Linked DNA regions of Homo sapiens: region 2 is linked to region 1. A link is a loop called in an ENCODE intact Hi-C map of the cell type or tissue named here. Cell type or tissue: psoas muscle. All regions are shown on one strand.

What was found. A loop is a pair of places that touch in the nucleus more often than their neighbours do. Peaks named below come from ENCODE experiments on the same cell type or tissue, not always from the same donor. Only the 100,000 strongest peaks of a DNase experiment are listed, where the experiment ranks them.
Region 2: it touches region 1 in a loop (2.1-fold over the local background); 10 of 110 quality-filtered maps call a loop at or near these places.

The regions. Positions count from the first base shown.
Region 1 is chr20:38,218,371-38,226,370 of GRCh38, reverse strand. It overlaps KIAA1755, which reads left to right. Exons shown (of 14, transcript NM_001029864.2): 8 at 590-706; 9 at 2,735-2,833; 10 at 3,774-3,922; 11 at 6,603-6,741. Among named protein-coding and RNA genes, the nearest start is that of KIAA1755, 38 kb to the left of the region's middle. RefSeq lists enhancers at 6,741-7,242, 7,657-8,000. In psoas muscle, CTCF peaks have their summits at 3,508 (motif pointing right) and 5,100 (motif pointing right); DNase peaks (open chromatin) are centred at 3,530 and 5,100.
Region 2 is chr20:37,741,134-37,749,133 of GRCh38, reverse strand. It overlaps CTNNBL1 (catenin beta like 1), which reads right to left. Exons shown (of 16, transcript NM_030877.5): 4 at 2,527-2,666. LOC124904895 (a long non-coding RNA gene) reads right to left here and starts at 1,737. Exons shown (of 2, transcript XR_007067575.1): 1 at 1-1,737. In psoas muscle, no CTCF peak of the experiment used is centred here; no DNase peak of the experiment used is centred here; H3K27ac peaks cover 514 bases.

The DNA of each region.
Region 1 (8,000 bases):
GGAATATCAGGTGGGTCCAAAAAAACCACAGAATCCACCAAATCCCAAGCCTAGGTATCTGGAGCTATTCCCAGCATAAACCTCAAATTTCTCTGCCTGGCAGAAGCAGTCACCTAGTTCTTCCATGTCTTAGAGGACACTGTTGGGATTTAGTGACTTTTCTCACCAGCCCCAAGAAGGAAACAGCTCTTGGCTCCTCAGGGAACTGTGCAAAGATTACAAAGAAGTTTCATCACAAGGGCCAGCTTCCATCAGTTTGTATGATTGCCCGGAGAGCTGTACTGGGAAAGAGCCAAGCTCAGAGGGAACGAGTGCTATGATTGATTAATGATGTCTGCCTTGGGCACAAGCTAGGAGAGTGGCAGTATGAGTGCTGTTTATTTGCCATTCCCTAACCAGGGTCTGGTTCTGAATTTTGATTTGTCAGAGTTTCCAGAGAAGATTGGTTGCTGGCAAAGCAACTTTTAAAGCTGGAGTCAACCTTACTTGTGGGAAATGAACTGGTGCTGGGGCAGGGATCTGGGCAGGACCTTCTAAAATGACTGTCCTCACTTTGAGTCCCTGGTTCTCCTGATTCTTTGGTCTGCAGGTGGAGGTGCTGACCTCATTGAAGGCCCTCAGCCACCATGTGGACCCCAGCCAGCTGCCCGCAGTCCTGGAAGGCCCCTTCCCCTACTGCCACACCGAGTGGGTTCATTTCTTCCAGGTGTTTACCGTCACAGCCTTTAGCCCCTGACCCCCACTCCTTCTCTTCTTCTCTTCACTCTTCTGTCCCATGGATCCATCAACCCTGCTATGCTAAAAAATAAACGGTCACTCAACAAATGTTTACAGTGAAGGTACAGAGTCAAATGATTAAGAGCTCAGGCTCTGGGGCCAGGCTGCCTACATTGCAATCCCAGCTCTGCTGTGTGATTTTGGATAAGTTACTTACCTTCTCTGAGCCTTGGTTTCCTCATCAGCTAAACAGGGGATAATAATAGTACCTCCTCATGGGGTTTTTGTGAGGATTAATTTAGTTAATACGGGTAAAGAGCTAGGTCTATGTTAACTGAAAATAAATTTACAGGGCCGGGCGCTGTGATTCACACCTGTAATCCCAGCACTTTGGGAGGCCGAGATGGGTGGATCACATGAGGTGAGGAGTTTGAGACCAGCCTGGCCAACATGGTAAAACCTCATATCTACTAAAAATACAAGAAAGAAAAAGTTAGCCAGGCATGGTGGTATGCACCTGTAGTCCCAGCTACTCGGGAGGCTGAGGCATGAGAATTGCTTGAACCCAGGAGGCAGAGATTGCAGTGAGCCAAGATCACACCACTGCACTCCAGCCTAGGTGGCACAGTGAGACTCTGTCTCAAAAAGAATCTTAAAATAAAATAAAATAAATTTACAGGCACTTGCTCTATGGACCCACACAACTCAGGAAGCTCAGGGTCTGGTTCCCTCCTATAAGAGGGAGGAAATAAGGCAGCCGCCAGTGTTGGGCTCCTTTCCTGTGTAATCACAGTCCCTCCTCCCCACAACCCCAAGAGGGGGCATTTCATACCCAATTTAGTACACGAGGACACATAGGGCGAGGGTGCCTTTCGGTGGGCTTAAACCACACCGAAACCGATGCCCATCAATGCCCGCCCCGGGTCCTCTCTAGACCAGGGTTGCTCAACCTTAACCTATTCACATTTGGGGTTGAGCAATTCTGTTTTGTTGGGAGCTGTCTTGTGTATTGCGGCATGCTTGGTACCAGCCCTGGCTCTACCCACTGTTTGCACCCCACAAATTATGACAATTAAAAAAGTCTCCTGACATTGCTGAATGTCCCCGGGGGCAAAGTCACCCCTCATTGAGAACCGCCGGTCTATACTAACAGTGTAACATGGTGGCTTATTTACTTTTTGCCCAAGTGATCTTTTTAAAATTGTGTGTTTTTGAATAGGCAGTAAGTATATTCACATTTCAAATGGTCCAAAAAGATACCTACTGAACAATCTCCTTTTCCGCTTGTCCCCCAGGGTCCTAGCTTCCCTTTCCAGAGGCCTCCAATGAATCCACTGGTTTTTGAACTGTATTTTAGCTTTAAACCCTTTCCTTTACATGAAATCTTACCTGTAGACCCACTACATGGAAGTGAGAATGATGATAAACACAGTATGGGCTGGGCTCTGTTCTAAGTGCCTTGCATATATTAATGGGTTTAATCCTCACACAACCCTATAAGGCAGGAACTACTATGATCTCCATTTTAAAGAGGAGGAAGCAGAGACACAGAGAGGTTAAGTAACTTGCCCAAGGTCTCACAGCTTGTAAGTGATGGAGCTGGGCCGAAGTGGGACTCAGCTGAAAATGTTCCCCTAACTCTGCCCTCTTCCTTTCCTTACCAATCATGGTATCCCCACTGGCCTGGGAGTCGCTCAGGCCTGTCTCCTTTCTTCTCCCTCACTCATACTCAACACCAGTGGTTCTCAAAGTGTGGTTCCCCAGGCCAGCAGCATCAGCAACACCTGGGAACTTGTTAGAAATGCACTTTCTACCATGCCTCGCCCCAGAGGAACTGAAGCAGAACCTCAGGAGCAGAGCCCAGAGCCTGTGTTTTAACCAGCTCTCCAGATGCTTCTGATGCACCTGGAGTTGGAGAGCCACTGCCTCCCACCTCCCCTCTGTGCTCCTGAGATGCAAGAGGCATCCTCCTGGTTGGCCTGGGCTGACACCTGCCCTTTGGTCCTCTGTCCTGCAGAAGCTGGACCCTTTCCTTGCTGACCTCCACCAGGCCTCTTCCCTGCTACAAGCTTCCATCGAGGAATTCGAGAAGGCCGACCCCCCTGGGGGGATGCAGGTGAGCCTGGAGCATGGTGACTGGGGAAGCTACATCACACCCCAGACCCCATGGACCAAGGGCTTCGAGAAGGGGACGGCCTGGGGAAAAGGGGGAGGACATTATTCCTGTTTTTCATCATTCATTTGACTCATATTTGAGGGGCACCCACTTTGTACCCTGCACTGGAGACCAGCCTGGAGCAAACTGACTTATCCCTGCCCTCTTGGGGCTCGTGGTGCTGTGGCAGAGGTGGTAGTTTAAAAAGCAAACTATTATAAATGGGTATGTCATTCCAAATTGTGTCAAGTCCTGTGGAAGTAAGATTGGGAATAATGAGGGAGGGAGGAGGGCCTCTCTGAAGAGCTGGAGTTTAAGTTGAGGCTTGAAGTTTGAGAAGGAGCCTGCCTTTGTGGGGGGCTGTGCTCCAGGCAGGGGGCAAACACATGTGAAGGCCCTGAGGTGGGATTATACCTGGGGTGTTCAGGAGTAGCAAGGAGGCCAGTGTGGAGCAGAATGAGTGGGAAAGAAGCATGAGTGGAGCTTCTAGATGCAGCAGGAGCTGGACCAAGGAAGAGTTGGGCTGGGATTCAGTTCGAAGCCTGCAGGGAAAGCCACTGGAGAGTTTTAAACCAGGGGTTATCAGATTTGCACTTTGAGATCCGTTCAACTGCCATGTGGAGAACAGACTGTAGGGGGAGCCAGAGGGCAGCAGGGAGATCAGCGAAGAGGCTGGAATGGGTGTCCCAGCAAGAGATGCTGGAGGGTGGACCAATGAGGTTGCCGTGGTGACGAGAGGGGACATGGCTAGAGGGGATGTTTTAGAGACAGAAATGACAGACTTTCTGGAGGACCTTGAATGCCAAACTGGGAGTTGGACTTGATCTGGGTGTGGGGAGCCTTGGAAGGTTGCAGAGGGAGAGTGGGGATGGGGCCTCAGGGCACCTCCCTACGCTGGCAGGAGGCTACCAGGTGCCTGAGCAAGTCCAAGGAGCTGATGGAGGCTGTGCTGAGGGACCCCGGCCTACTGGGCCTCCAGCGGGAAGGTGGAGCCACCCTGGCCAGGCTGCAGCATGATGCCAGCAGGCTGGACTTCAGCCCTGATGTCAGGTACAGACGTCCAGGCCTTTCCTCTTCCACCCCATCCTGTTTCTGGCCCAGGAGCTTGGAGCTGGGACCACACCACCTAGGGCACACATAGCTGAGCCCCGAGGGCGCCCAGCTTTGCAGTAGTTGCAGGGCCTGTATCCCAGGCTGACGCCTGGTCACAGAAACCTGCCCTGAGCCCTGGCAATTTCCTCGCCCCTTCTCTGCTTTCCCTCCTTCAGCCCCAGCCATCTTGAGCCTGGGATGGGCATCAGAGGATGTCGCCTACCCATTTCTGGTCACCCTTTTGGAAAAGCACTTTCTCTGACCCACACACCACGCTGAACCCCTGCAAGAGCCTGCCTCATTTATTTCTGGCAAGAACCCTGTGAGGTCCACATTGTCCATTTGGCTGATGGGTAACTGAGGCTCAGCGAAGGGAAATAGCAGCTAGACAGCGGCTGGTAAGGGATTTGAAGCCAGGCCTTCTGGGCATTTAACCCCTACCCGGCCCTGCCTTTCCCGGTAGGCTGCTCAGACACACTTGTGAGAACCTCATGGTGTCTCAGGGGTCTCAGAGCCAGAATAAATTATAGACATTCCTGGAAAGTCCCAGCTTTCTTAAATTTAGGGGGTGGGGAAAAGTCAGTCATTAAATTGGTCAGTAATTGCAAGTATTTTCACCCTCTTAGAACACAGCTACTTATATTCAAAGTCAAGGGCTGGTATGCATGAGCTTTTAAGAACATTTTGTTTACAGAACCAAGACCTAAATAGCACTTTGTATGTGTCCAGCATTTTTCTCAGGGATTTACAAATACCAGCTCACTTAATTCACTCCGAGGTAGCTGCAGATATTATGCCTATTTTACAGTGGAGGAACCTGAGGCTCAGAGAAGGTAAGTGATTAGTCCAGGGTCACATAGCTGGGATGTGGTGGGGCCCGGACTTGAATCCAGGCAGTCTGGTCCCAGAATCTTGAACACACCACCCAGAGCTGCACTAGACTTGAGAGCAGGCTTACACAGATGGACGCACGGGCAGCACTGGTATGGGGTCATCTCCCTGCCCCTCAGTGCCTGGTGGGGGTTGGCACTGCCTTTCTCAGCCTCTTCCACCCTTACCTGCCCCACCAGCCCAGGCCCCTCCTGTCCATCCGAGGCCCCGCAGACCCGCAGCTACCAGCATCTCCAGCAGGGGTCACTGTGGTCCCACATGAGCTGCTGTGGGCGTTTGTTCTGCAGCGGGTCCCTGCAGCCCCTAGGCTGTCCCCGTCCCTCCGTCCCTCCCTCTCCAGGCAGGCAGAGATTTTCTATCCTATTCACGCACCCTGGGCCACACCTCTTCCCTGCAAGGGTGGCAACCCGTGGGGAGCTGCAGTCAGATGGGGAGGCTGAGGTAGAGCAAAGCACCCTCCAGGAAGTCAAAAGCTTTTCTTCCATCTTCTCTCTTCCATTTTCCCTCTGAAGGCAGAGGAGGGCAGAGCAGGGTTGGAGATTCCTCCCTTCACACAAATATCACCATGCCTGAAATCCCATCCACACTTCTTCCTTAGTGACTTGTGGCTTTGAGCATTTTTTAAAATTATGTGCAGAAACAGCCCTGGGTGGGGTTCCAACTCAGGTTGTCATCTGCAAGTCGATTCCCCTCCCTTGACCTCAGTTTTCCCATCTGTGAAATGGAGGCAGGGCCGGCAGGCATGTTGCAGCTACTTCCCACCATTGCAATAGAAATAGCACGGACCTGACAAACATCGTGCGCTGGGCACTGTGTTAAGTGTTTTGCACGCATGAGCGCTGGTTCTCTGCCCTGGCTGTCCCTGGAACCGCCTGAGGTGCTTTAGAAAGCATCAGTGTCTCAGCCGGGCGTGGTGGCTTATGCCTATAATGCCAGCACTTTTGGAGGCTGAGGCAGACAGATCACCTGAAGTCAGGAGTTCAAGACCAGCCTGGCCAATATGTGAAACCCTGTCTCTACTAAAAATACAAAAATTAGCCCGGCATGGTGGTGCGTGCCTGTAATCCCAGCTACCCAGGAGGCTGAGGCAGGAGAATCGTTGGAACCCAGGAGGCAGAGGTTGCAGTGAATGGAGATCGCGCCACTGCACTCTAGCCTGGGTGACCAGCCTGGGTGACAGAGTGAGACTCCGTCTCAAAAAAAAAAAAAAAAAAAAAAGGGAAACATCAGTGTGTTGGTTGCACTCAGAGTCTGACTTTGTTGGCCTGGGGCAGGGCACTAAGATTTGTTAAAGCTCCCAGGGCAGGTTATAATGTATAGCTAGAGTTGAGGGCCAGGGCGTTAGATCATTTAATCCTTACAACCATGCTATGAAGTGGGTTCTGTGATTATCTCCACCTCACAGAATAAAAAGCAGAGACATAGAAAGGTTGAGAAATTTGCACAGAGCCTCCTACTAGAAGGCAGCAGAGCTGGGCTTTGAACCCAGATCTGTCCGGCCAGCTTCATTCCCTTCTAGGGAAGGGGGAGGGTCAGTTCACTTCCTACTGTGTTCTCTTGTCCTCCCAGTCCCATGGAAGACCAAGGCTGAGGCCCTTGGTGAAGGGCCTGCCCACAGTCACACAGCAAGTTAGCTGGAAACCCAGGCTGGGGCCACAGAGATGGAGGGGCAGGCCTATGCGGGACAGAAGTACAGCAGGGTGAAGAGGGCAACAGAGGCCTTTTCTCACCTCCGCCCACCTCCCAGGAGCCATCTGGCTGCAGCCACTGCCTTGTACAGCCTTGTGGACGAGCAGCTTCATGTTCTGGTCACCGCTTCCAACAGCCTCCTGGGGAAGCTGGAGCTCCGTGTCCGCCTGGGCCGCCTGGAAGCTGCCATTCACCAGGTGAAAGGGGTGTCTGGCTTGGGGTGTGGGGGTTCTGCCTGGCCACATTCCACAGGAAAGCCCCGACTCTGGGCCCGTCCCTAGTCAGGTGCTTTGTTCTGGAGAAAGGACACCAAGCTGGCGATCCTTCAAAGGCCAGGCAGGCATCCTTGGGGCGTAGCACATGACCTGGTGCTCAATAAGTGCTCAGTGGGTGAAAACATAGCCCCAAGAGCTGCACTTATTGAGCGCCAACTCTGTGCCAAGCCCTGGGCCAGAGCCGTTGTGAACATCATTGCTTTCTGAACTCATGGGGAAGGTGCTAGGATTTCATCCACTGCACAGATGAGGAAACTGAGGCTGGGAGACATTATGTTACCTGCTTGTGGTTGCATATCTCGGGGTCTGATTCTGGAACCTGCACCTGGTGTGGCTTCATCTGACTGCCGGTGCCGAGAACCAACACATTCCTGTCAGCCTGGAGCTGTGGGGCACGGCACACTCCTGCATCAGACAGCCCTGGTTCATTCCTGGCTCCAGCACTTACTCGTGGTGTGGCCCTGGACAAGATGTTTAACTCTTCAGTGCTTCAGTATCTTCATTTGTTGAATGGGGGGTAATATCAGTACGTGCTACATTGGATCTGTGAAGATAAAGTGAGTGAATAGGCTCTTTAAGATGCCCCAGAATAAGAAAGGAACTTCCACTCGGGGTTGAGAGCCATTATATACCCTCTATCCCTCATTGAATCTTCATGTCTACCCCATTTTACCACTGAGTAAACTGAGGCCCAGAAAGGGGGAGTGGCTTACCATGTTCACATGGTGAGTTCCCAGCAGGCCCATGGACTTTCCTCTGCAGCCTGCAGCTTCTTCTCCAGCACTGTTTGCATGTGCACGCGCACACAAACACACACACACACCCGAACAGGGAGCTCATCACCCCTGAGGCCACCCCTTTTATGATCCGGCGTCTCTGAGTGGTTAGAGTAGCCTGAAGTTCACCACCCTGTGCCTTCATTCAGATAACTGTGCACTGAGGGCGTTGGCCAGGCCAGATGCCCTCCAGGGTCCCGCTTTGAAGAACATGACCACACACTCCCCCTCCCCAAGTCATTTCTTCCCACGCCCAGAATTGGGAGAATTTCAGTCCAAGCCAGTGGTCACAGGCCTAGCCACTGAATGAGTGAAGACAGAAGACCTCAGCCTGCAAGGAAGTGGGGGAGCTGGACAAGGGAGGTCTCCTAGCAGCCCCTCATGTCCAAATCTGCCTCTCCTGCC
Region 2 (8,000 bases), 480 kb after region 1:
CAGACCTGGAGTGCCTGTCTTAACTTCAAGTTAGCTGTCCAACATCTGGACTTCACACTTGTCACTAAGTAGAAACAAACAAGGTACTGAGCTAAGTCCTCTCTAAGGTCTGATCAGATTCTGAAATCTACCCTTCTGTAGGTGAACTGAAATGTGAAGTAACAACCAGAACTCGTAGTCACTGAGTCTGTGAACACCATTAGTGCCCAGAATAGAGCTAGGCATATGGCAGTTACCTGCCAAAGATGGAATGTTTATATCCCCCCACAGATTCATATGTTGAAGCCTATCCCCAATGTGATGGTACTTGGAGGTGGGGCCCTTGGGATTAGTGTCCTAAAAAGAGACACAGCGAGCTCCCTCACTCCTTCCACCATGTGAGGACGCAGTGAGAAAACAGCTATCTACAAACCTGGAAGCAGACCCTCACCAGACACCAAAACTGCTGGTGCCTTGGTCTTGAACTTCCCAGTCTCCAGAACTGTGAGAAATAAATTTTTGTTGTTTATAAGCCACCCAGTTTACGGTATTTTGTTATAGCAGCCCAAATAGACCAAGACAATACCCAATATATACTTACTGACTGATGCTGCTTGAGCAACCAGCACAGCTTATGGTTCCTAAGGGCCTAGCACAGTGCCTGGTACATCATGAGCACTCACAGCAGCTCTACTGAATGAATTTCATGAGACCATACACTGAGCTCACTCAGCAGCAAGCTAACTAGGGTTCTTATACAACCCAGAACCCCACAGCAAACCCTGGTGAACAAAGTCATAAATCTGGGAGCTAACAGATCAATTCTTGATGCTATCTAACATTACATGAAGCATCAGAAATGTCTTAAGACTGCCCTTCAAGAAGCCTGCATTAAAATTACTCACTGATTTATTTCTATGAGAATTATCAGCCAGGCAAGAACTTAGTCAGACACGCTCTCAGGAGAGAGATTACCAGAAAGATGAAAATAACATGAAGCAACAGCAGATTCCCTGTGAATATCACTCAAGCAGACTAACTACATTTGTCTCTTACCTTTGGAAATCTGGATTCAAACAGAACAACTACTAGAAGAGAATTTGGTTTAATGAACATAACCCTGTCCACAGGCACATCAAAAGCCTTTGCAATAAAGCTACTGCACACCTGATAGCCAAGATAAAGTATAAAATGGTTTTGGAAGTCACGAATCAGATTCAGTGACAAGTAACATTTACCAAGTACCTACTATGTATCAAGAACTGTGCTCAGCACTTATACACTCCTTTGATCCTCTCAGTAACATGGAAAGCTACTCCAGAGGCTGAGGCAAAATCACTTGAGGCCAGGAGATTGAGTCCAGCCTGGGCAACATTGCAAGATCCATCTCCAAAAAATTAAATAAAAAAAAAATTAGCTAGGCATGGTGGTATGCACCTGTAGTCCCTCCTCAGGAGGCTAAGGAGTAGGATCACTTAGGCCTAGGAGTTTGAGGCTGTAGTGAGCTATGATTATGCCACTGCACTTCAGTCAGGGTGACAAAGCAAGACCCTGTCTCTAAAAACAAATAAAAATAAAAATAACACTGAAAGACAAAAGTTATTAACTCTATCTGTGCAAAAAAGAATACAAGTTGTGGAAGGGCACCGTCTTTCACACAAAAATGCGGTTGAGAGTCAAACCTAGATTGTCTGTTTAGGTCCAACATGCACTCAACAAATATTAAATGCTATTTACTGTGTACTCAGTCTTTTTTTTTTTTTTTTTTTTTTTTTTGAGATGGAGTCCCACTCACTCTGTTGCCCAGAGTAGCATACAGTGGCATGATCTCGGCTCACTGCAACCTCTGCCTCCCAGGTTCAAGAGCTTTTCCTGCCTCAGCCTCCCGAGTAGCTGGAACTACAGGCGTGCACCACCACGTCCAGTTAATTTTTATATTTTTAGAGATAGGGTTTCGCTATGTTGGCCAGGGTGGTCTCAAACTGCTGACCTTAAGTAATCCAACCACCTTGGCCTCCCAAAGTCTTGGGATTACAGGCACAAGCCACCACACTCAGCCTTGTTTTTAGGAACTAGGAATGAACAAAACAGAACAGCTTCCCTGTCCTCCTGGACATCCAAATGTGCTTTTTACCATGGTTCACTATCTCTAGTCTCAACTCCACTGGACCATCAGTCAGCAGAAAGATGCCTAGATTTACACATTCAAATCTGTCTGGCTTTGCCCCCATAAGGGGCCTTCCAATCCAGATCCTGAAAAGTAAAGCTGTTAATGTATGAACAGATATATCACGATGAATTCTAGTACTAATAAGAGCAAATAGGACAATTTTAAGGATTGCCCAAGATTTGCAAGATTTGTTAATAGAGAAAAACCAGGTTTTCAAATGAGTAAAAAGCATTGTGTGTTTCAAGACAGAAGATAATTAGAATGGAAACAGAACATCAGATTTTATAGCACACATCTACAAAGAGAGACAGGAGAAAGAGTAACAGCACTTCCCCACCATGTCAGCTCTCCTACTGAGGTCAGATCTGAAAGGATATCTGTATTATCGTGTCCGAGCAAGCCGAGAAGCGACTGTACAGCATTCAGCTCCACCAGAAGGTGGTACAGGTCTGGCATGGTGGCCACCACGTGCATCTCCTGAATGATGTCATTTAGGTCCAGCTCGGATTCCATGAACCTAGGAGGGAAAACAAGACATCATTAGAAGGAAAGGGGCACTATCAGCAATGAGGAGCAAACAGCAACAATCTAGACAACAAGGCAATCTGTCAAAGTGTCTACAACAGACCAACCAAGAAGTACACTCATCCAAACATCATACTGTCACACAATTTCCTTGGGAAATCGATTTCCTCATTACAAAAATCAATCTTGGATTCAGATCTCATTACAGGGTTCCCTTACTCTTGCAGTCACAAGCTGCCTTTCAGAGGCTCCCGAAGCATTTTGTAGCACTAAACGATCTTTCCACCAGTCCTATAGATTAGCCACCATTACCCCTTGGTGTGGCAATTCACTCTGTTGCCCTGAACATAGTTATCCTACTACCCATCCAAAAAGGGTTTCTCTTACTTCCCACTTCAGATCAAGGGCCAGTTATTCCCCTTACCAAAGAAGATAAGATTTTCTGTATCCAAAAATGCCCTCCCTCTTCCTCCTCTTTGGAGCTGATTCAGAGGCAGATACCAAAGAAAAGCAGACCTAGTCTCTGGCATCCTACAATCACCACCAACTTTACACAGCATGATACTTTACTCACATTTCTATACCTGAACCTTTCAACAAACCTATGCCCAGGCACTAAGAACAGAACTACTTTGCATTCACGCTGCATGCCCTCCCCCGGTGTTTGACATACAAGAAATGCCGATTAAGCCTTGGATGAACAAGACAGGAAGGTTTGTTCTGAGATGGAAATGAGCTAATCTGGTGTAAGGCAACTGAACAATACCTGACTGAGAGTGACTGAGAGGAAGCAGTGGTTAAACTGACTCTGGAGTCAGACTACCTGGGTTTGAACCTGGCTTAGCCACCTACTTAGCCTCTCTATGCCTCAGTTTCTTCTGTAAATAGGGACAATAAGGTTATCTGTCTCACAGGGCCACTGTAAAGAGTAAATGAGTAAGGACATATAAAGCACTGAGAACAATGTCTACCATATAAAAAGCACTATGTAAGTATTTGTTCTCATTACTATTGCTGCTACTATTACTGTAATATGTCTGTCTTCTCTTCTAGAAAGTAAACTTCTTAAAGACAGGAAATGTATCTTTGTCTCTTATATCCACAGATGCCTACTGAATTAAATTGAGGGCACAAAGAAAAGGAACACAAGCAGGGACTCTTGAAGTCACACAGGACTCATCAACTTCCAGATGCTGTGGGGCTGGGTAGATACAGCTTCTCCAAAAATCTGGAGTCGGTAAGCAACAAAATCTAGAGACTTAGAATTCTTTAAAACATGCCCATATTTTAGACAATTTCTATTACTGTTTTTCTCCATTAATATTTTTAAGTATATGCTTATATATTTTTTCCCAATTACAGTATACTTTTTGTAGAAAACCGGAGAAAGAAAAGCAAGCCCTCAAAAATGTAAACAAATTATCCATAAGCCTACTAACCAAAAATAACCATTGATAATACTCTTTATGTTTAAGCCTTTTTCTCAACTCACAGACTCTTAAATTCTGTTTCAGTGTATGATATAAGGCAAAGATCTAACTTTATTTTCTGTGAATGTTTGACCAACCGCTTCAATACCATGTATGTTTGCCTGTATGTTTAAGTCATTCTTCTCAACTCACAGACTTTCCCCCCAAAAAGTAAGCCTATATAGTATATAGTTCTATATTCATTTTGCTGTTGTTGTTAATATAGGCTAAATAATTCCCCTTATCATTATTCTACTACAATAGGAGAAGCCAATACCTGACAAACTGCTATGGGTCCTTCTCCTTCTCCATGGCAAAATCCCTCACTCACCACAGCACTCTTCCCTGCTGAGCCAAGATGGCTGGCCTCAGAATCCTTCTCAACACAGTGTTCCAAGAAGAGACTATGAATCAATCACAGGCTGGGTGTGGCCGATTAAGCTTATCTACAATCCCTGTTCTAAGTCATAGATTAATGGCCACACAATATTCCCTTGAGTAGACGTACTGTGATTTAATTAACCAATCCCCCTTTGTCAGGCATTCAGATAATTTCCATTTCTTTTCCCTTTAACAAATGACACTAAGATGTATGCATTCCTAATTACTGTGTTAGGATAAATTCCCAGGAAGGAAAGGGACAAGTCAAAGAGTACACATGACTTAAATAGATTTTGATATATTTTGCCAGAAAAGTACCAATAGTGCATGAAGTGCCTATTTCCCCTTACCCTCTTCACAAACAGTATCTCCTCCAATTTGAGATAGAAAAGACAACTCATTTTGTATTTTGCATTTCTGATAGTAAGATGGTTAACATTCTTCTAATGTTTACTGTTTGTATTTCTTCTTTGCCCATTCTTATTAGGATGCTCACTTTGTTTATAGATTTATAAACACCGTATATTAAGGAAATTAATCTCTATCCTACACTGCAAAAAAAATAATCAGAGAAAAGTGTTTGCCCTTTAATTTGTACATTGTGCTTTTTGACATAAAGGTTTTTTTTTCCTTTTGACATAAAGGTTTTAAAAAGTTCAAGTAGCAAAATCTTTGCCTTTATGAACTCTATTTTACATGTATCCTGAGCAAGATATTTTCTGTGCTAAAAGAAGATATATTTTATGATGTATTTTTATGTTTATATATTTAAATATTTAATCTATCTGAAATTTATTTTAATGTATTGATATAGGGCACAAATCTAACTTTATTTTCTGCAAATGTTTGGCCAAGTGCTCCAATACTATAATCTATCTTTCCCCAGAGATTTAAAGAAATGTCATCTATCATACACTAAATTTTAATGTGTACTTTATTCTGTTTCTGGGTTTTTCACTCCATTTCATTGATTCGTCTGTAAATTCCTGAGTCAGGACCACACTTCCACATTGTTATAGCTTTATAGTATGTTTTATGTGTGTTACTGCAAACAACTCCCTTGTTGTTTTTATTTTTCAGTGTTTCCTTGCCTGTTCTCACTTATTATTCCAAGTAAATTTCATAACTATTTTAGCAAGATTTTCCCCCAATACCTTTTTTTTAAAAGGCTTCCTTCTCTGCTTGCAAATAGATTATTTTTTTAGATCACTTGAAGTGTGGAAGCTAAATCAGAATCATGACTCAGTAAGGCTGGTGCAGAAGGATTCAAATATTCCATGGGCCAGGAGATCTACATAATCCTTGAACCCAAAGGCCTCAACAAACCTCTAAGGCTTATTTGCCTTATGTGAGTGAGTGTATACAAGATTTCTGGAGAACAACCTGACAAAAGGTTTTTCCAGTTCACTTGGAAGAACTGGCAAGGGAGACTGGGCACTAAACAGTAAAAAAAAAAAAAAAAATTGTGCTGAGTGCAGTATAAGATCTGGTGATTTGGGTGATCGACAGCGAACGTGGTGGCTCATGCCTGTAATCCCAGCACTTTGGGAGGCCAAGGTGGGCGGGTCACTTGAGGTCGGGAGTTTGAGACCTGCCTGGCCAACAGAGTGAAACCCCGTCTCTACTAAAAACACAAAAATTAACTAGGTGTGGTGGCGCACACTTGTAATCCCAGCTACTCGAGAAGCTGAGGCAGGAGAATTGCTTGAACCTGGGAGGTGGAGGTTGCAGTGAGCTAAGATCGTGCCACTGCACTCCAGCCTCGGCAATGCAGTGAGACTCTGTCTCAAAAAATAAATAAATAAAGTAATTGAACGATTGTTAGTCACCTGGAGGGGTCTGTCCTTAGGCCTGTTTAGATCAAGTATTTTATTATTTTTTTTTAATCAATAACATGAGCAAAGATAGATAAAGGGCAAAATGAAAAAATGTTATATGACACAAAGCTTAAAGAGACAGTAAGCACAGCAGCTGACAGAATCAATTCAAAAGTTCCTGACAGGCAATAATGATGTGCCAAATCTAACCAAAGGAAAAATACCTGGGATCCACACAGAAAACTGCAATGAACCAAAAAGTCAAGTACAAATGTAAAGGCTGGGAGAGATACAGTTTCATAAGGGCACATGTGTTTCTTTCTGAACTTGATGGCTTTATTGAACCATAACTGTAATACAAATCAGAACATGAGCCAGTTCTGCCAGAGACAATTTCTTATTCATCTCTGGACATCCAGCACCTGACGCAGGCCTTGGTCCAACACAGAAACTTGGGAGATGCCTGTAAATGGGGGCACAGATGAAAACAGCTGCCACAAGTGCTACGGTGGTTTTAGGGTACTTAAAAGAGGACAATACAGAGTTATGCTGATTCAATGACCCTAAAACTTTGTGACATCTGTTCAAGGAACCATCTTTTAGGAGGGATGTGGAAACCAATTCAGGGAAACAACCAAGATTCTAAGGAGTCTAGATACATCTCATATAAGAATTTGTTGAAATGCTTTCTCATTCTGAGTTGAAATTTTAAGAGTCAAAGCTGCCAAATGATGGAATAGCTTTCTTTGGAAAGTTAGATCCTTCTCACTGGGATAGTTAATAAAGGATGACATTAAAAAAAAAAATACCAAGAGTTAGATGGTAGAATAGACTGTGCTTCTCAGTTCCTTCCAACTTTGAAATTCTTCTTCCAAATATGGTCTTAACCCAGTGCTTTTAAGTTTAGGAAGTCAGAAAATTATCAAAATAAAACAAACAAGCAGAGAATAAAACTGCAAGCAGGGAAATATTACAAAAATATACTGGGTCCAGTGTTATGTGAGTAACAAGATACCGTGAGAAATGCTGGACTTGGGAATGAGACTGACCTGGGTCATACTCCCAGCCATGCTATTTACTAGAGGTGTGGCCATGAACAGTGAATTGACAAATATTTACTAGGCACATACTAGGTGCCAGTCACTGTGTTAGGCACTGAGGATATAACAGATAAAATAATCCCAGTTTCTGGCCTCCATTAAATATAAATAATCTATTACAAACCATTAATTATAAGCATGCCTGGTACTACCAAGAGAAGTGTCACTGGAACACAGAGCGTGGTGTCCCAACCTGATCAAGGAAGACACAGAATATTAACTAACTTATTGCTAGACCCTGATTTCCTTATCTTCCTATAGTGAGGATTAAAAGAGATAATATATATACAGTGCCTAATAATAGCTGGCACATACAAGTACTCAATGAATCTATGTACCCTCAAGTTTGTTATAACAGTCGTCTTCTGTTTTGCCTGACCAAGCACAGCCTACTCATGAGCCTACTCATTTAAAGCACACACTACTATTTGCAGAGAACTGTCTTTAGGAATTAGGCATACCTTCAGCAATAGATGACTCACAGCTGGGGGAAAGGATAAAGTTAGAGGTGACGGGAAAGCAATAGAGCAACATATTAAAACAGTAACCCAGGCTGAGA